5 separate regions of the Homo sapiens genome follow, and regions 2, 3, 4 and 5 are each linked to region 1. A link is a contact called in ENCODE Hi-C data. All regions are on one chromosome and are shown on one strand. Each heading gives the region's core, a stretch centred on a gene start or an enhancer-like site at or near the end of the contact. The rest is flanking DNA. Distances are from core to core; before and after follow the strand shown. Region 1 has its middle 480 kb from the start of DAOA. Region 2 has its middle 59 kb from the start of SLC10A2. Region 3 has its middle 35 kb from the start of SLC10A2. Region 4 has its middle 140 kb from the start of LINC01309. Region 5 holds the start of LINC00460 (long intergenic non-protein coding RNA 460).

Evidence for each region. A loop is a pair of places that touch in the nucleus more often than their neighbours do. Pooled maps may share reads with other maps.
Region 2: a loop to region 1 is called in a map with no recorded cell type, with 8 times the contacts of the local background. The contact joins two enhancer-like sites. A Hi-C loop is called at or near these places in 2 of 37 single-sample maps with no recorded cell type and 2 of 50 pooled maps.
Region 3: a map with no recorded cell type shows a loop between it and region 1 (14-fold over the local background). The contact joins two enhancer-like sites. A Hi-C loop is called at or near these places in 2 of 37 single-sample maps with no recorded cell type and 2 of 50 pooled maps.
Region 4: a loop to region 1 is called in a map with no recorded cell type, with 5 times the contacts of the local background. The contact joins two enhancer-like sites. A Hi-C loop is called at or near these places in 4 of 37 single-sample maps with no recorded cell type and 3 of 50 pooled maps.
Region 5: a map with no recorded cell type shows a loop between it and region 1 (5-fold over the local background). The contact joins the promoter of LINC00460 here to the enhancer-like site in region 1. A Hi-C loop is called at or near these places in 3 of 37 single-sample maps with no recorded cell type and 3 of 50 pooled maps.

What each region holds. Positions count from the first base shown.
Region 1 is chr13:104,982,541-104,986,448 of GRCh38, forward strand. No RefSeq gene overlaps it. Among named protein-coding and RNA genes, the nearest start is that of DAOA, 480 kb to the right of the region's middle. Within about 2 kb of position 1,876, at least 9 of the 41 ENCODE cell types and tissues checked have a DNase peak (open chromatin) inside an H3K27ac peak, as active enhancers do.
Region 2 is chr13:103,005,144-103,009,051 of GRCh38, forward strand. No RefSeq gene overlaps it. Among named protein-coding and RNA genes, the nearest start is that of SLC10A2, 59 kb to the right of the region's middle. Within about 2 kb of position 1,953, at least 3 of the 41 ENCODE cell types and tissues checked have a DNase peak (open chromatin) inside an H3K27ac peak, as active enhancers do.
Region 3 is chr13:103,029,722-103,033,629 of GRCh38, forward strand. No RefSeq gene overlaps it. Among named protein-coding and RNA genes, the nearest start is that of SLC10A2, 35 kb to the right of the region's middle. Within about 2 kb of position 1,835, at least 4 of the 41 ENCODE cell types and tissues checked have a DNase peak (open chromatin) inside an H3K27ac peak, as active enhancers do.
Region 4 is chr13:103,280,814-103,284,721 of GRCh38, forward strand. No RefSeq gene overlaps it. Among named protein-coding and RNA genes, the nearest start is that of LINC01309, 140 kb to the right of the region's middle. Within about 2 kb of position 1,923, at least 3 of the 41 ENCODE cell types and tissues checked have a DNase peak (open chromatin) inside an H3K27ac peak, as active enhancers do.
Region 5 is chr13:106,374,562-106,378,469 of GRCh38, forward strand. LINC00460 (long intergenic non-protein coding RNA 460) reads left to right here and starts at 2,003. Exons shown (of 3, transcript NR_163477.1): 1 at 2,003-2,104; 2 at 2,306-2,523; 3 at 3,347-3,908. RefSeq lists an enhancer at 1,541-2,740.

The sequences.
Region 1 (3,908 bases), core at 626-3,125:
TGTCACTGTAGACTTCAGGACGTCAGTTTAATTTTGACCCTTCCTATAATGAGTTATCCATTTGTAGATTGCTGATTTCTTTGGTGGCATGGTCCCCATAAAGTTTTCATAAAGCATTAATGATTTCACTATTCTTCTACCCAATCTTCATCATATATTTGATGTTTATTCTTGCTTCAATTTTAGTAGAATTTGTGTTGCTTTCATAGGGACTCTTTGCAAACAGATGTCTCATCCTATTTAGTGCCTCAAACTAGATTCTGTTCAGTCATGTTACAAGTTAATATGAGTCTATAATGCTACAAGAAAAACATTTAAAGTCATTAAAGGATCATTTTTTCATAGGACACATTTTCCATAAACAACTTTTTGAAGACTGATCGTAGTCCAGGCACTATCCTATTTCAGGTCCAACCATATTCAGGTTGTTCTATGCTTCTCAGGTTTCAATTTAAGCCAAAGCCATGTAGCATCACAACGTGATGGGGCAGTAGACTAAAGGCATTCATTCACTCAAGCATCCGTCCCTGCAATGTATACTTGTTGAATAAACAGTTTCATCTGGGAACATTGTAGGTTTGGGACATGCTTATAGGCATTTACGTATTTTAAGAAAAGAAGAAAGAAGCATGAGAAGAACAATTGGGAGAAACAGAGGATTAATAAGATGAGAAGTAACTGAAGCAGTATTTCCCTCAACTTAAGAATGTTGTGTAGGCCTACTGATTCATTCATGAAATCTCACTGATGGAGTGGATGGATGAATCAGGTACAACTTGTACATTCATTTTACTGGCGAACAAACCAAGGTTTAATGTGTTTAGGTAATTTTTCCAAAGACTAGTATGATAGTGGAGTTCTAATTTGAACCAAGGGTTATCTGACACTAGATAATTCTGTATGAAGTAATAAACATGTAAATGAATGACTAAAAAAAATGAATCTCTGCTGAACATATCAGATCATACATTCATTCACCCTCTTAGCATATAAATATCCTGAAAAAGAAGTTAGCAAACTTCTTTTTTTCCGAAGGGCCAGGCAGTAAATATTTTAGGCATTGTGGGCTATATGTCTCTTGACAACTCTTAATTCTGTCTTTGTAACAGGGAAGCAGACATACACAATACACACACACACACGCACACACACAAGTGTGACTGTGTTTCAGTGAAGCTTTATTTACCATAACAGGTCCTTGCCAAGACAAATTTAAAAAGCACCCAGTCAAGTAAGGAGGAGAACTAATGCTTAGATTCCAGTTAGAAATGTTGCATATACAATGTAGATACAGGTTGCCATGGGAGCCCAAAGCAGGTGCCTTTAAATCACACAGCCTCTCATTTTCAAGACTTCTTTAAAGAGACTTAAAGGGATTCTATTTTCTTAAGATATGTGATTCAGGTCTTGTGTTCCCCTTTGGGACACAAAGCTTGTACATATTCTTGGAACTCAGTTGTCTAGAATAATGAGAATTTTTTTATGATGTTGATTTTATTCAGATCAAAAACGTCATTCATGTTGGAAATATTTCTATCTATTCTAATCCAAACATTGAACGAGCATCACTGTCTATAGTGAATATACTTAATATATAATATTCCACATAGAGAAATTTGATAAAACTCAAACAACTTTGAGACTACCTAAGGATTTACTGTGTTCCAATGTCTGACAATATGTAAACTCACTTTTTGTTCATGAGAAATCTAGTTTACAAATATAGCCGTGGAGTCCTTTAAGATAATGGCCTTAATGACAAGAAAAAAAGTACCTATGCCATATGAAAAACTCACTTTTGCAGTCCATAAGTTATAAATAGCCCTGTTGCAGTTTCAGTAGCTGGCTGGCAGCCAGGAGAGAGAGGAAAACAGATTGAGGTTAGCCACAGGGAGAAAATGAAGTTGGGCAGAAGGCTTAAACAATGTGAAAGCTTCAAAGAAACATAAACGTGTATTTTAGCAGGGGAAACAAGAGGAAAATCACATGTAGTTACTATTGTGTTAGCTTTCTCTGAAGTTCCATTATCTCTTCAACTATCTCTCATACGTATTGAGAAAACTGAAAGGAGGAGTTAGAGGAAGTAAAATATGAAACATATAATAATCATATAGCATGCTTTGGCAGTACATTCCACTTCCTGTATTTGGAAGAGTAGCCTGGGGATGCAGAAAAGCAGAGAGGAAACAGAGGGTGCAGTACAGGAAATGCTTGGTCAGTGCACATATGCTGCTGAGTTTATGGAACATCTTTACAAAGTAGCTAAGCCTTCCCCAAGTGTAATAGTGACAATTTTAATAGAGATATCAGCATACAAGACAATATATAATTGTGCTTCTTGAAAACTACTTTATGAATCTACTTCCTATCTTATCAAAAACAATCAATGCAAAATGAATTGCATTACTCTTGAAGACACAAATCTATGTAAATATTAATTGGATGACGTTTTATAGTTTAACCTCTACAACAGGTGAAAATTTATTGAGAAATAACATTTGACTTATCTCTACAACTATATGGAAAACAACTTGTAGCTATAGTGTAATTAACATTTCTCCCCTAATTGAATATTTTAAGAGAAATCAGTTAAGAGCTTTCTTTTTGTACAAATAGTAGATTCTCTCATGATGCATGAAGAAACTTGAAGACACACTTTAGAGAATTTATAATACAGAGAATCAGGAAACTTACACTCTGAAACAGTAACAAAGTGATCAAATGTCTAGTATGGCTGAAACTCTATTCCATTTGCATATTATGTCCTTTGCCTTTGAGTGTAAAAATTAACCCAATCGAGTCCAAAGACAGTGCTAAAAATTTAGGTAATACTTCTGGTTCATAGACAATTTTTCAAATCCATAGTGCTTAGCACTTCAGCAATTGAAATGGTTTCATTTCCAAATCACAAAAATGACAATTTAGAAGTTAATGCTCCTTAGAGACTTATTGCTATTACCCAGAGATTTCCAGGCCAGTAATAATTTGTTTTCCTCTACTTAGAAAATAATTCATTTTCATGTTCTGTGGTAATATTGAAGCATTAACTTATCTGCTTCAAAATAACACACAGTGTTATATATACAAAATAATTTTTACTTCTGAAGTACTTTCAAATGTATTTGGTCATTTCTAATATGAAACCCTCACTTTTGAGTTTAGAAATAAAGAAACTAATTGACATACCCATATTTACAGAATAAACTATATACTACAAATAATATACTACATTTATCATTTTCTAATTTCTATTGCAGAACTTCTTCTACCCACTATAGAAAGCAGCATTTTAGATAATAAGGTGATTTACTATATCCTTTAATAATAATAAATGTTCTAAGTTTTTTAGAAATAAAATATTCTCAAACTATCCTAATTCTCATGTATGAAGTCATAAAATTGAGTTGCAACCAGTCTACTTAAAATTAATGTGTAGTAGTGGAAAAGACTGCATTTCTGCAGAATTTCAATTCATATATATGACTAGAAAAATATTTGACAATGCTTTAAGCCATTTAGTTTTTATGAATTTATCGCTGTATAGATCCTATGCTTTATTCTTATATATTTACAACCAACCAGTGTGACCATTTTCAGTTAATTGAGTGAGTTCAGCTTCATTTAACCACTTAATGAGTTACTAATATCATTTTTTATAAAATGAATTTCTGCAATGGTAAGCAGGTAGAAATTGGGGAGTACATTAATAATGCAAATGATTTACAGACATTTTCTTTTTTATGTTAGATTTTTTTAAAAAAATAAAAGCTATCTTTTTTTTAACCCAACTGTAGATTATCTGGGAAATGTAAAAAAAAAAATAATGGACAAATCAAACTCAAGTAATAATTTTGTAAGGATAGTAAAAGAAATGACAAATAACTGTATTTTGTGTTAATTCAGGTATT
Region 2 (3,908 bases), core at 703-3,202, 2.0 Mb before region 1:
ATAAAAGCGAACTGAGTGATGAGAAAGACCAGGGCCAGCAACTGCTTTGCAGCAATAACCTCATGCAATTAAAGGCCTTCATAGAAATTTCAGTTTTAAAGTCCATTCCTGTATTCCAGTACTTCTGTAACCTGCAGAAAAATGACACATGCTTCTATAAAAAGAGAAAGATGGGTGTGGTAGGAAAATCCTGACAGAGGAATCAGAAAATCTGGGTTTTAATCCCACTTTTGTTATTTATTGTGTATTATTAGAGAAGTCACATCACCTCCATGAGCTCCAGTATTTTTCTCTGTAATATGAAGATAACATCCATTTACAGAACTTTTGTAAGCATTAAATATGTGTGCACTGCTTTGTAAAATAGAATGTCCTCAAAATCTTAAACATTCTATGTTCAATAACAATAATAATAGTAAAACCTGATTAAGAGCATCTTTGAGGCAGATATGGTCTTACTGAGCATGCAGATTAAGGAATCTCCATGTTCTCTTAGGCTGCCAATTTGTTTAGACCAAACATAAACACCAACACTCACTTCTTGAGAAGTTTAATCTCAACCTATCAGCCGTGTGAAAACCTCAGTTGAATATTGATATCATACTAGCTGTGTACACTTAACACGAGAACAGGGTTTTAAGGCAGTCATAGTATGACCACAAATATTCATCTTGATCAAGACCAGACAAAAGATATATTTGAAAACCAGTACAAATAAGATATATGAATTAAGAAAGATCCCCAATTTAGTTCATATGTCCAAAATAATGTCAAGAAACCATTGTGTGAAACCAAGTCCCAGAACTGCTCATATGTGCGTGTCATTCCAAGGCAAGAGCTCAGTTTGGACAAATCCCCAGATGGTTGGCATCATCTTCAATTTAGTTAAATTGCAGGATATATTGTTTCCAACAATTGGATTTCATGACCTCAATCTTGACGCAGTATAACTAAAATACAAGGAACGTTTTCAACATCATTAGATGCCCCAACCATATTTTGTACTTATAAGAACCACATTGGCCCCCTCAGCTACTGGCTGGGATTCATCTTTTATTGGAAATTATACTAAAAATAAAATAAATAAGGAAAGTTTCATTTTTTTCCCCCATGTGTGCTAGGTTGTGGCACATGTACTATGGTGATCCGATAGATTTCAGGGTCAGTGTAAGAATATATTTTTACATCCCTGGATTCAGTTTGGATAACCCTGGTAAAAAAAAAACTAGATACCCAAAAACTGAGATTAATCCTTTAAAAAATGTCAGTGTGTCTCCTACTTCAAGCATCATTTATCACCACTTTTTTAAAAATCTTTTCTACTCCCATAGTACCATCTATTAATAAGAACATGCCATGGTCTTAGAAGGAGGTTAAAATCAAATATTTTGCATTTGACATAAGACGCCCAGCTAAATAATAACTTTCCTCTTTTAACACATGGAGTTAATTTTGCGTCTCCTTGAGAGAAAGTTTGTTTTTCTTAGCTAGGCTTCTCTGTTTGGCCTTAGCATTTCTGTCACCAGCAGCCCCCTTCCCACCACCACTATTAAGCAGAAACTCCAGCCATGGCATTCAACAAAGAAGTGGCAAGCCTCCAAGAAATATATTTCCCACAAACACACAGCTGAGAACATTACAAACTGGGTAGGTCTGGTTTATGTTTGGTTCACCTCCGAATGTCTCAAGTAAAACTCAGTTGAATGGACCAGTGGCAATTGAGAAAAATCACTCGCGAACTCTGGGTTTACTGTTCCGACATGCCCCACGTGAGCTTTTGTCTTAGGTGATGCCTTATGGTTTGCTGACAGAGGACATCAAAGAATGGGGACCAGGCTGAGGACAATTTGCACCATCTTTAATCATCTGGCGAAAGCTCAAGAGGATTTGTTCAGATTCAGTGAAGTAAAAATCCTCCACTTCAGCACCTCGTTCAGACGATATGAGAACCAGATGGGTCTGTACACGCAGCCTGATTGCTACTGTCTGATGTAGACTATTGGAATTGTGTACATCTGTGCCATGGCATCAGGGAATGCCACAGCCCTTGCTTTTGCTTGGTAGACCACACTAGACCTTTTCTAATTAATGGAAGAACGAAAACATTCGTTCAAAAGGCACCTTGTCCTAGTCATTTGTAAATTCATTAGTTAATGAAACATTACATCAGGTTAGGACTTTACAGTTTACAAAGTACTTTCATTTCCTCATTTAATCCTTAAAATAACCTTGTGAAATACACAGGACTGTTGAAAGAGGCTGTGCAGTAGAGGAGAAAATCCAGTGTGCTACCATTTCTGCCTTTAAACGTTTGGTGTTAACTTATATACAGTCTAACGTTGAATTATAGCAAATTACAAAATATGTATGTGCCCCTGGACCATGTTTCCTCCTAAGGGGATTATCCTTCTCCACACATAATTTATGGGGCACTGATTGTCAGACCTTTCCATTGGCGTACTCATAACTGTACAGAAGAATGACTTTGTTTCGAGTGGGTGAAGGGTGAATATTTGGAAGAAAAGTTTGAATAGCAGGTTAAAATGCCATGTTGAGAAGTCACATTTAAAAAAAAACTTAAAATACCTCATCCATTTTGAAAAATATCTACATGCTTACTTTTGTTACCCAATTTTAGGCAAAACTGGCACACTAGAAAGAGAAGCCACATCTATATGCAATGCGTATCCCAGAAACTTCGATTATTTCATAATTGCTCAAACAAAAATATTTCCTTTATTCTTTTATATACCCTACAGATGTCCAGTGCTAATAATATTAGAGTAATATTGGGATAGATTTTTCCTCAGGTTGTTTGGCCCAGTGTTTTTAGTTAAGGTGACTGTGCTGACAATATGGCTATTGAAGTTATGGTTACCAGGCATCTCTGTGGAGAAAAACTATGTCTGCATGCTCTGATAATTTAGGGGCAATTTTTGTTAGGCTTGTCTCTCAGTTCCTCACAAGCAAATATGGTAACAATCCACCTCGGTTTCCAATTCCTTAGCCTACAGAATCAAGTCCAAATTCCTCTGCAAGGAAAACAAGGATCTTCATCATCTGGCCCTGCCCCTGTGTCTCTCTTCATCTTTGGCCACTTGTACTTTTCTCTCCTTCAGCACTTAAGTCCTTGTAGTCCCTAAACACACGAGCATTTCTCCATATCTACACTTTTGTCCATTTGCACATACCATTCTCTTCAACGTGCTTTTTCCCTGCTAATGAGAATAGAAAACTACTCATCCTTCAATGTTATCTCAAGCTTGACTTCTATTAATTGCATTTTAACCTCCTGGAGTGGACTGAGGTATCTTCTTTTATGCCTCCATTACACTTGTTAATCTCGCCGTGGTACCAACCATGATATATTTTACTGCCTGTCTGTCTGTCTCCTGAGTAGGTTATAAAATATTTGAAAGCAGGAGCTAAGGAGCCATCTGTCATGGTGTCTTACACAGAGCAAGCACTCAAGCGATTGTGGAAGAAATGAAGGATGGACCACATGACTCCACAGCAGTCATTTAAAAGTGGTTCTTGTCGATGTCACCCCAAAACAGCTGTAAAGAAAGAAAATATACCTTTTCTTTTCTTTCTTCTCTTTAAGTAACAAATTCTGTCATTTCAAAAATTATAATCTTAAATATAACATTCTTAAAAAGTGATTTGGCTATACTTTTTAGGTTTGCTAGAAGAACTATTTTGATGAAATGCCATCAGCAATGTCATAGAAGAGCAAAGGACAGTAAATGGCTTTACAAAACACTAAGTTATAGCAAGTCACAATATGCTAAGTTATCCATTAAGTGGTTTAATTGATAATGAGACTTATAGGTTAAAATAGAACAGGAGGAGAGGGAGTTGTAACAACTAACGTGGTATAAATAGTACGGGGTATTTTACTCAGATTA
Region 3 (3,908 bases), core at 585-3,084, 2.0 Mb before region 1:
AACCCTGTGACACCTAGTCTATCAGACTGGCCTGGAACCTGGGGTTGCAAGATCCTATTTGTGGCCGGTGCAGACTTATAGGCTCAGTCCACGGTTACTGGCCTGGAGCCTATGGCCACAGGGGCTGGTCTAGTGCTGAGAAAATCTGGTGCCTGTATCTCAACTGATGGGTCCCTGGCCTGCAGGTGCTGGTTTGATGGCGTGGGCTCTGAGTGCCAGCCTTGTGCTGGGCCATGCCTGAAGCCTGGTGCTGTGGGGGTCAGCCTGGTGCTGGGGGTGGTCTAGAGACTGGGTTGGCTGGGGTTGGCTTAGTGGTGGGGCAGTTCAGAGACTGTGTATACATTGCAGGCCTGGAGCTTGGGCCTATGGGATCCAGTCTGGTGCCTGGGTAGGCCTGGAAGTTTAGCCTGTGGGTATTGAGCCAGAGTCTGTGTCCATCTGCACCTACTCAGTGTTGGGTTTTACTGGAGTGGGCTGGGTATTGGGGTTCAAGGCAAAGTTCTATGCTCTCCTTCCTTTCCTTCTCCTAAGCAGAAGTTATCTCCTCTCCAGCCTGTGCTGCCTGGACATGGGGGAGAGGTGACATGGATAATGTGAGACTGTCCTTCTGACCCTCTTCAAGGTGCCTTTTCTCATTTCTGTGCCACACCCAGGTGCTGTAATCTCTTACTTGGTTTCCTTGCCTCTTGTAAGGTATTTTCATGCATGGATAGTTGTTCAAATCAGTGTTTCTGTGGGAGGCATGAGTGCTGGAAAATTCAATTCCACCATCTTGCCAACATTTTTTCACATAAGTTTTCTTAATATTGCTAATGGTCTTTATAACTTTGTAATTGATTTATTTTCCTGTTCGGAGTGTTAAAATGTACAGTGATAGAAAATGATGGTAGATTGGAAAGACTTCATCTAAAGATGTGAGAAATTAAACGGAATTTTATGCATTCACCAGATATTAATTATATAGCTGCTCTGTGCAAGGTGCATAATAAATGAATATTTACCAAGGACATTTATATTTTAGAATGATCTAGATATTGTATGACATTGATTGGAATGTCGTTTATTTGAGTGGACAACATTACTCGAGCCATGCTAAAAGGATTTCCTGGGAGAAATGAATCTATTGCTTGAGTTTGAGAAAAGCAGTCTTGATTTAGTGGAGATATAGTGGAAAGAACCTTTTCTAAGGATGGGAAGAATGGCAACAAAATAGAGAAATGAAAGTTGTAAAAGGGCTAAATGAAGCATGCACTTACAGCTTAGAAGCTTTGCCCTAATTGACTTTACATAAGACAATATATTTAATGTTGTGAAAAATGGGGTTAATGAAATAATGATGTTAGGGAGGCACTGTACTGAAAAGCTTTAAAGACCATGGCTAGGAAGTCAACAAGACAATAGTTGAGAGACTGATTTTTACACTCTTTTCTTTATGTTTAGACCAATCTTCTGGAGTGGCAATGTTTTCCGCTTTGAGTTGTTAATTAGATCATCTTAATTAAGGATCAAAAATGTGAAGGACAATATATAGTATTCTTAAGAAAAGCAACTCATCTACTCTCAGTGCCCAGTGAAGTGCCTGGAATGTGATATTTGCTCAATAAGCAAGGAATGTTCAGATGAATGACAGGTCCCTAGCAAGTTCAACTCTTCACTTTCCTGAGCATTTATTGCACTACTCATTGTTGATCATAAATTCCTCTTTAACTGAATAATCACTGCTCCTTATATGTTGAAATCTCACCCTTGACCAATTCACAGAAACTCAGAAACTTTCCAAAATAGGAATAGTCCATCTGAACGGTGGTAAACAAGATACTAAAGTTTGCATAATGGAAAACAAATGATGCATAAAAGCTGTGTGCAATGACTTAGAAAGAAAAAAAAACGACAATTTTTAACCTACATCTGCTTCTTTAACTATTTTGGCATGTGAGAATCAGAGTCATGCAGGCATACAAATATTAGCACATCAGAAGACTGCCACATGTCTGCTCAGATGCCTTTTTGGTATACCTCTATGCTGCAGAATAGACTCAAAATAGCAAAAAGCAAGTCAATGTTGTCATATTTGAAATGACTGAAGGTAGTTTTGAACTTTCTCACTGAAGCAACTGTCATGGGGTTAAAGACTTCTACCAAGGCTGCAATGAACCATAAAATCATCCCCACATCTGACATATGGTTCATAACTGAGGTTGAACACCCATCAAAGATCACAAAGTGATATTTGACAGCAAATACTTTTGTGATATCATTTGTTTGGATTTTTAAGAGTGAACATATATATTATTAATATTCCCTTTCCTTTGTGTTTATTGCCTTCCCATACATTTTTTAGGAGTTTGAAAGAAAAACTTCAGAAAAATACAACGATAAGTGTCAATAAATTTTCTGAAGAGAGTTTAAAGACATAGTTAAAAAATTTTTTTTTTTTTTTGATGGAGTCTCACTCCGTCACCCAGATGGGAGTGCGGTGGCATGATCTAGGCTCATTGCAACCACCACCTCCCAGGTTCAAGTGATTCTTCTGCCTCAGCCTCCCAAGTAGCTGGTATTACAAGCATGCACCACCATGTCCAGCTAATTGTATTTTTAGTAGAGATGACGTTTTGCCATGTTGGCCAGGCTGGTCTTGAACTCCTGACCTCAAGTGATCTGCCCGCTTTGGCCTCCCAAAGTGCTGGGATTACAGGTGTGAGCCACCATGCCTGGCTGTGATGTGATCTTGGCTCATTGCTTCCCTCCTGGTTTCCAGCCATTCTCCTGCCTCAGCCTCACGAGTAGCTGGGATTACAGGCATGCACCAGCACGCCCAGCCAATTTTTGTATTGTTAGCAGAGATGGGATTTCACTATGTTGGCCAGGCTGGTCTCGAACTGCTGACCTCAGATGATCCGCCTGCCTTGGCCTCCCAAAGTGCTGGGATTACAGGTGTGAGCCACCATGCCCGGAAAGATTTCTTAAATAAAAAATTGTCTCTTGTCACAGACATGGATGTTCTTCCAGTTATTGAGTAAAAGGAGACTGCTGACACCACCACAACCACATCAACAATACTGACAATAGCAGAGAACAACCACGTTTTATAGATGCAGCAAGTGAGGCTGGTGAAGGGTAAATAGCAAAACCAAGGTTACATCACTATGGCTAGGAAATGGCAAAGCTATGATTTGATTCCAGGATTTTCCAACTCTCTAGACTACTGTTGAGTTCCCAATTATCTCTTATTACATATATAGTTGTATATCTACTATTCATGAGGTGTCTATGGGAGATTGGTTCCAGGACCCTCCACAGATACCAAAATCCAAGGATACTAAAGTCCCTTGTATAAAATGGTGTAGTATTTGCAAATAACCTATGTATATCCTCCTGTATACTTTAAATCACCTCTAGATTACTGAAAACACCTACTACAAAGCCTACACATGACTTCATTTGTGTGGATTCAAAGTGGTACTTGGCATGGAGCAAATTCAAGTTTTGCTTTTTGGAACTTTGTAGAATGTTTTTTTTTCCAAATATTTTCAATCCACGGTTGGTTGAATCTACAGACATGGAACCCACTGATATGGAGAGCAGACTGCCTATGATGGTGCTAGTCTTGGTGGTTGAGTCATACAATATAAGACAAATCCCTGCTCTTTTGAGGATTATACTCTTGTCAGGAAGATAAGAAATGTTTAAACAGGCCAGGCGCCGTGGCTCACGCCTGTAATCCCAGCACTTTGGGAGGCCGAGGTGGGCGGATCACCCGCGGTCAGGAGTTTGAGACCAGCTTGGTCAACATGGAGAAACCTCGTCTCTACTAAAAATACAAAAAAACTCGCCAGGCGTGTTGATGCATGCCTGTAATCCCAGCCACTAGGGGGACTGAAGCAGGAGAATTGCTTGAACCAGGGAGG
Region 4 (3,908 bases), core at 673-3,172, 1.7 Mb before region 1:
TTGATGACTTTACCAATATAACTGGATTCTTTGGTAAACCTAAATATCTTATTTACACACATTATTCCAAGAAAGGATCAATAGGCTTCACCAGATCTCAAAGGGTCTACAGCGAAACCTGCTTAAGAAAGCTTAAGAGGGATATAAAATAAAAGAAGGGTAACTTTCAAAATGACAGAGATTAGACCCTGTTATAGCTGATGAGGATTAAGCCTTGAGAAAGTGAAAACATAAAATTCCAGGTTAGGGGAGCAGACATTTTAAAGGAGGACTAAGAAAGACATCTCATTTACAAGTTGGTGTTGAACAAAAAGTGATAACTCTTCCTATGAGACTGAAAAGATAAGACTGATTATGGAGACAGACTCATTTTTAAGAGGCAGGTGTTAGAGTTTGAAGGAGTTCCTGCTTGATGATTTCAGATTTTCTTGATGTGGTAGAAGGTAGGTTTTCAGTAAAGACTGAGGTGTGGATTAGGGTGAAGGCTTAAGAATAGTTAAAATTTGGAGTAGTCATTGAGAAGTCGGGGAGAAGGTGCTGACTCAGGACACAAACTAGGCTTCCTGATTGCAGTCCTGTGATTGTCTCTGACTGGGTGCAGCTGCTACAGGTCACATGGAATGACTCCCAGCTCAGCTAGACCCTTTCCTCACATGCTAGGTGCCATCTGCAATCAGCGTCCTAGTTCACATATTACCTGCTCTCAGGTCCCAGCTCTCTGGCCCCAGCTCTCTCAGTAATGCGATTGGCTCCCTTTCTAGTGCTCCTGCTGGGGCATCTGTAAACCGTTGCTGCAGAAGCTTTGCCCATCCAGAGATGGCACTGCTTTGGTTCAGACTCTTCTTTGACTGCCATCTTCCTAAAGCAGCATGAAGAATGCATCACTTTCTGCTTGGCTGTAGAAATCCACATACATGGAATTGAAATTTCTCTACCATGATTGGTTAAGTTGTTGGGACTTTGTAGGGGAAAATACCAATGGCGTAATAAAGAGGGCTGTAATGAAATGATCCCCCTCCCCTATCCTTTCATTTCCAGATCCTTCTCCCTAGTGATCACATGGAGCCATGATTGCTCCCACTTGGTAGTGCCCTGAGCAGGCAGGGGTAGGATGGGTGAAGAGAACTCAGGGCTGTCTTTTGCCTATCCTAAGGCTCTAGGGCAAATTGAAAATTTGGCCCAAACAGGGATTCAGGACTGCACTTGATGCTAGTTATTGGGCCTTACCATCTCTGCAAAGTATCCAACTTCTGAGAAGGAATCTGTGTTTGATTCATTGCTCTCTTTGCTGCAGTGTCCTTCTTTTATCAGGCTCTCAACTTATATGTGTTTAATGGATAGATATGGGGCAATACAGCATAGATTATATGACATGAATTAGTATGTGTTCATATCCAACACATACAAAATGGAAATTAAAACACCCAATTAATGTGATCCATGCAGAAATTCAAACTGAAAATCAGACCTGAATACAGGTTTTTTTTAATGTCATTCAGTTTGCCTGTATTGAAAAAAATTGTTAAATCTATGAACTCTTGGTCATTTTTGTATAAAAATATATTATGACTTGTTATTTATTCTCTCCATAAAAAACTACAAATCAAAACTGTGTGCCCTAATTAAGTTTAGAGAAAAAAAGGAAAAACAGAGAAAAATGCCTTATGTGGGTTTTACCATTAAAAATGTATACTAGTACACTAAAGAAACAAAAATATTTTAGAGAGCATGGGTATATACAGATATAATTTTTAAGCCTAAAGATAAAAATAATATTTAAGAGACTTAATTTCTAACATGAGAGGATGTTGACTTTTAGACAATCTATTGGATCCTATGGAGGGGTGCTGAGAGCACGTCATGTATCATTTTTTTATGAATGCAACAGTCCGCTGGCTCTTTCCCACAGGGAGTGCCGTTCATGAGGCATGGAAGTCCTATGCAATTTCTGCAGTTTTGAAATTCCAGAGTGAATCACTGACTAGCCTCAGAGGGTTAGCTTTATTTTGGCTTGTAGTTGGTTTCTCTTTTTTTTCCACCCTGTACCTACTTCTTAGGCATAAAACCAGCTGGTGTAAGTTCCCAGGGTGCTGAATTTCCTTTAAATTGCATAAACCTGTCCCTCCTCATGCCCTAACGTCATGAATCAATGCAAAATTTTGGTTTCTATGTTACTTCTCACTTCCGAAACTGTAATCCAATTCATCACAAAAGACCACAAAGTAGATAAAACTCCACAATTTACGGCAGGCTAGAGGTAGTTCTTCCTTATCAGAGTTCAGTTTAAAAGTTTACAGTGAGCTATTCAGGGACAGATTCCAGGGAGGTGAGATGAGCTGTCACCATTACCGGCTCACTGATGGCCTGTGAACTGGAAATGAGCACAGAGTAAAGTCCTCGTCAAATTCCTGTCTTCTCTCCTTGGCTGTTCTCACGTACCGTTCTCAGAGGTAATTTAAGACCCTCCAAATGTGTAAGCCTGCCTGTATAACATAAACACTGAAGCGCCTGCCCCCTTCCTCTCAGGAAGCAATGCAAGCATTCAAAGTTCTCACCTTTTCACCACGACTGCTGCTGGCATGCCCTCAGTCAGCTCCTACAGTAGGGTGGACCCATGCGGCTGCCCCCGACAGAAAGCAAAGGACCTGTAGGAAACAGATTTCCTTCCTGAAACACATGCAGGGGCATTTTAACACAACATGACAGAAATAAAAAGGAAAGAGAGGCCCCTTCCCCATTCCTCATCAGTTACACCTGATTTTCAATGAGTTAATTCTTCACCGATGAGCTCTGAGTTTGCTCCATGGAAGCACTGTCCACCAGCACTTTATGCTGTGTTAAGAATGCCCTCCAGCTTCACTGTCCAGTCCAGTAGGCACTAGCCACATGTGGCATTGAGCATTTGAAACCTGACTAGCATGACTGAGGAAATGGATTTTAAATTTAATTTCACTTGATTTCATTTAAATTTAAATAGCTGTATGTTTGGACAGTGTAATTCTAGAGTTTAGGTTTAATTTAAGTCCATGGTGGTTTTAAAATCATACAAGCTGCAGGTGGACTATGTTGAAAACACTAACACGATATTATGTTAATTTTTGTCCAAACATGAATGTCTTTTATTTACAAGACTACACTGGTTGCCAATTGAAGGTGGTGGACTAAATGTTGGTTTTGTCTTCCCTTGTCTTTCCCCATGCTTTTTCCCCCCTTCTCCTCCAAAACACTGCAAACATAATATAGAATTAGTGATGAGGATAGATTTACAGTAGCAGAGATCACGGGAGGCAGGGCAGCAGTTACTAGATGCTGAATTTCAAATTTTTCTGAATTCTGAAAACATATGAGAACATACTGATGGAAAAAGAGGGTTAAAGAAGCTATGGGCCAGAGTGGGATAGTAGTGGAAGTTAAAGATCATTTTCTTGTAAATCTCTTGATAAAAAAAAAATGTGGCATCCAACAGTTATCAAAGATGGGAGTGAGATGGGTGGAAAATAAGGAGTTAATTCAAATGGCATCAAATGAACGTTTCCCTAGATAGAAACCTCACCACAGAACAGAGATAGGCAATTCAGAATTGATCTTTGGACAAAACCCAGAACGTGTTTATGCAAACCCTCTCCCTTAGTTGGACAAGTTTCCTGAGAATGAGGATTGCTGGTGGAAGGTGGAGAGTCCAGAATAGAAGCTTCACTGAACCAGCTCTATAAGGCCCCAGACAGGCCTGTGCTCCCTGCCTGTCCACTCAGCCTGCAAGTGCACCCACACAAACAGAACCCCCAGACTGGCTTTCATTCAAGGAGAAGCCCAGCAAGAAAACACACAAGATTTGTAATAGAGAAAATGGAGATGGACGGTTCCCAACGTGCTGAGGACTGTCAGCATGTGAAAGGAAGATAAAAAGC
Region 5 (3,908 bases), core at 753-3,252, 1.4 Mb after region 1:
CAGGCACATGTCACCACAGCAAGCTAATTTTTACATTTTTGTAAAGACAGGGTCTCACTCTTCTGCCCAGGCTGCTCTTGAACTCATGGGCTCAAGTGATTCTGCCATGTCAGCCTCCCAAGTGCTGGGATTACAGGCTTGAGGCACCATGCCTGGCCTAGGAATAGGTCTTAATCAGTGCTTCTCATTTGGCCACGTCTGGAGACCCCTCTGGTTGTCACTGTGGGAGAAGCGGTGCTCATGACATCTCCCGGGTAGAGCCAGGGTGCCGCTGTGCCTCGCACAGTGCCCGGGGCAGCCCGCACGGCACAGCATTACCTGGCCCAGAATGTCCATTGCACTGAGGTTGAGAGACCCTGGTCTATGTTAATCCTGGGACAGGATCAGCAACAAGCTAAGGAGGAGTCGGCTGAGAGGCTCATTCGGGGACCAGAGGTCTCCCTAAGGGCCCCTCAGCTGACACACTTCCCCAGCACCTCTTTGTGGCAGGGCAGGCCAGCTTTCCCAAAATGAGCTATGCGGGTGAGGCTTCTCCTTGGACTTTCCTCCTTCTTCTCCATTCTTCTTCCTTTCCAGCAGGCCGGACCCCAGCGCTCGCCTCTCCATGCCAGGACGCTATGTGCCTCGGTGAGTCCCTGTGCGCGCATAGCAGAGGCGCTCTCCCTTTCCACGGGGTACTGCTTTCCCTGGGAGACGCGAAGAGGAGAGGAGGGCCCGAGTTCAAGCAGGGAGGGAATTCAGAGAGCAGTCATTCACCAAGTCCCCTCCAGCCCCAGCCCTGTGAGCCAGTCCTGCGGGTCCTGCCTTTCGCTAAGAGATTCCCGATTCCGCTCCCTCCGGACGCAGGGAGGTTGAGCAGGGGACACGCAGCCTTCGCCCTTCCCAGTTTTCTCTGTGTGGCCTCTGTCTCTCTCTCTCTGTCTTCAGGAACCAACAAAAGGCAAATGAATTCATTAGGGAGACCAACACCCGCCATGTGCCTTTCTTTTTTTTTTTGAGATGGAGTCTCGCTCTTTCACCCAGCCTGGAGAGCAGTGGCGCGATCTCGGCTCACTGCAAGCTCCGCCTCCCGGGTTCACGCCATTCTCCTGCCTCGGCCTCCCGAGCAGCTGGGACTACAGGCGCCCGCTACCACACCTGACTAATTTTTTGTATTTTTAGTAGAGACAGGGTTTCACCGTGTTGGCCAGGATGGTCTCGATCTCCTGACCTCGTGATCCGCCCGCCTCGGCTTCCCAAAGTGCTGGGATTCCAAGCGTGAGCCACCGCGCCCAGCCATATTTGCCTTTCCTTTTTTGCTTTTTCAGATGGGGTCTCACTCTGTCAATCAGGCTGGAGTGCGGTGGCCCGATCTCAGCTCAGTGCAACCTCTGCCTCCCAGGTTCAAGCGATTCTCCTGTCTCAGTCTCCTGAGTAGCTGGAATAACAGGCATGAGCCACCAAACCCGGCTAATTTTTGTAGAGAGGGGTTTAGCCATGTTAGCCAGGCTGGTCTCGAACTCCTGGCCTCAAGTGATCCACCCACCTCCGTCTCCCAAAGTGCTGGGATTACAAATATGAGCCCCTGTGCCCGGCTGCATTTGCTTTTCTTTAAGGCCGTTATTTAGGACTCAAGAGAGGGACGTCAGGAGAAAAGGTGAGGGAATTGCGGGCGAGAGTGGAGAAGAGGGTAGGCAAGGTTTGGAGAAGTTGCTTTGTTCAACAGTCACCAGCCTAAGCAGCACATCAGTGCTTTCAAGTTAAAGGTAGGAAATGGAAGATAATGTATCCTGTTGAATCTATAGGGATAATTCAGAGATAATTAAAAATATAATGACCCAAATTGGGACTGAGGAAACACGTTGGCATTAACCTCCTTGCCCGGAGAGAAGGTGCCGGGAGAGCTCGCGGTAGGTTTGCCACTTATTTAAGACTCCATCTCCACTTGTTCCTAACCCACTGAGAAATCGGCTCATTATTGACTCAGAGGGATGAACGCCAGATCCTGACTCACCGGTAACCACTTCCTGCAGAAATCCTCCAGCCCTGTTAGAAATGCCTCAGCCAGGGGGACTCATCTCCTCAAACCTGGGGGACCGAGACCTATGAGAGGTCACAGCATGAGGTGACGGAAGTGCCATGTGCACAGGGTTGATTTGGTGGCTCTAATTCTTATAACATAAAAGCTTGCTTCTTAGCATAGTTCTTGCAGTGTTAATTTTAGAGACACATAACGGAGAGGAGTAGGGAAATAAAGACCTGTCTGGTCCTTCCCCACTTCCCTAATCCATCTGTCTCCCTTGCTATGTCTCTAAACCTTCTCCAGCCAGGACATCGGAGGTACCCAGACATTGTTATGAAACTCCGCATGTGCCCCTGGTGGACGCTGCTGGACCCAGCATGCACACTTCTCGGCTAAGAGTCACCCTGGATGAACCACCATTGCCAGCGGGGAGCATGTTGCAGCTTTCCCACGCAGTGGATGAGAACGAAGGTTACGACCATTGTGTGGGAGGCGTCTGTGTAGCAATTGCTGGAATCACTGTGAGTAGTCCGTGTCACATGTGTCTCCCCTGATCTCTCAACGTCTCTTCTTCCCTCTCCACTCCCACTGTCTAACTTTATTCCTCTTTTTTTTTCTACCCCTTTCCGGAGACAGTGTGGCATTGTAGAAAGACTGAGCGTGGGAAAGAAGACGCATTCTGAAGTCACCCCGATTTATGTTAAATTATCACCTTGACTACTGCTATAGAACGAATGTTTATGTCCCCCACCCAAATTCGTATGCTAAGACCTAATAGCCAATAAGATAGTATTAATAGATGGGGCCTTTGGGAGGTGAGTGGCTCATGAGGGCAGAGTCCTCAAAACCAGATAAGTGCCCGAATAAAAGGGGCCCCAGAGAGATCCCTTGCACCGTCTACCATGTGAAGTGTAGAACACAGCGAGAAGGCCACCTATGAGCCAGAACGTGGGCCCTCACCAGAACCCAGTTGTGCTGGCACCCTGATCCTGGACTTCCAGCCTCCAAAATGACGACAAAGAAGTTTGTTTTTCCTGAGCCATCCACTTCAAAGTATTCTGTCATAGCTCCCCAAATAGACTAAGACATCTACTTAACCTTGGTCAAACGTTTAACCTTGGAGTCCACGCCTCTGAAATGGTGACAATAACACTGTGTATTTCCTACTTTATGATCAGGATTAATAAATGTAATTTATTAATCAGAAATTAGTAATTTCTGATTATTAATTCTATGGTGCTTGATACTTGATTGAGGCTTATTTAATATTTGGATCTCTTTTAATTTTTTTCTTTTTTGCTCTTTCTTTCTGCTTTTCCTCTTCCCCTTTTCCTATTGAAATAGAATGCAGAGGATAAAGCAAGCAAACAAAAAAACTTCCAGAAGAATCACAGAGTTTTAGACCTAGAAAAAAACTGAAAAATCATCCATTCCACTCTCCTCATTTTACAGATGAGGGCATCGAGCCTCAGAGAAATGAAACTTGCCCAAGACCACACAGCAAGTGAGTGGGGGACTCATGACCCAAGACACTTTTTCCAGGCTTCCTTCTACCACATCATGCTGCAGAAAACACAGCAGATGGGAAGAGACGAGGCATGTGGTTGCCATTTCTGTATTACATCCAATTCATATTTCATTTAGAAAATGTATTTCTAGAACTTGTTAAAAAACCTGAATGATTTTGATTGAAGTTTTTCAAAACTAGGATTACTATGCTTCTAATGGAGATCAAGTTCAAATTTTTAACATATTTTGCCTTATTTTGCCACTCCCCTCAAAATATCCATAGTATTGAATGCCCAGGTTTCCTGTTTGGAAAAGCCCGAGGATCTGTGCACACTCTGGGCTACTCTTGCCCAGCTCCTGACTGAGGCACTGGACCTGGCCCGATGCTGCTCTCTGC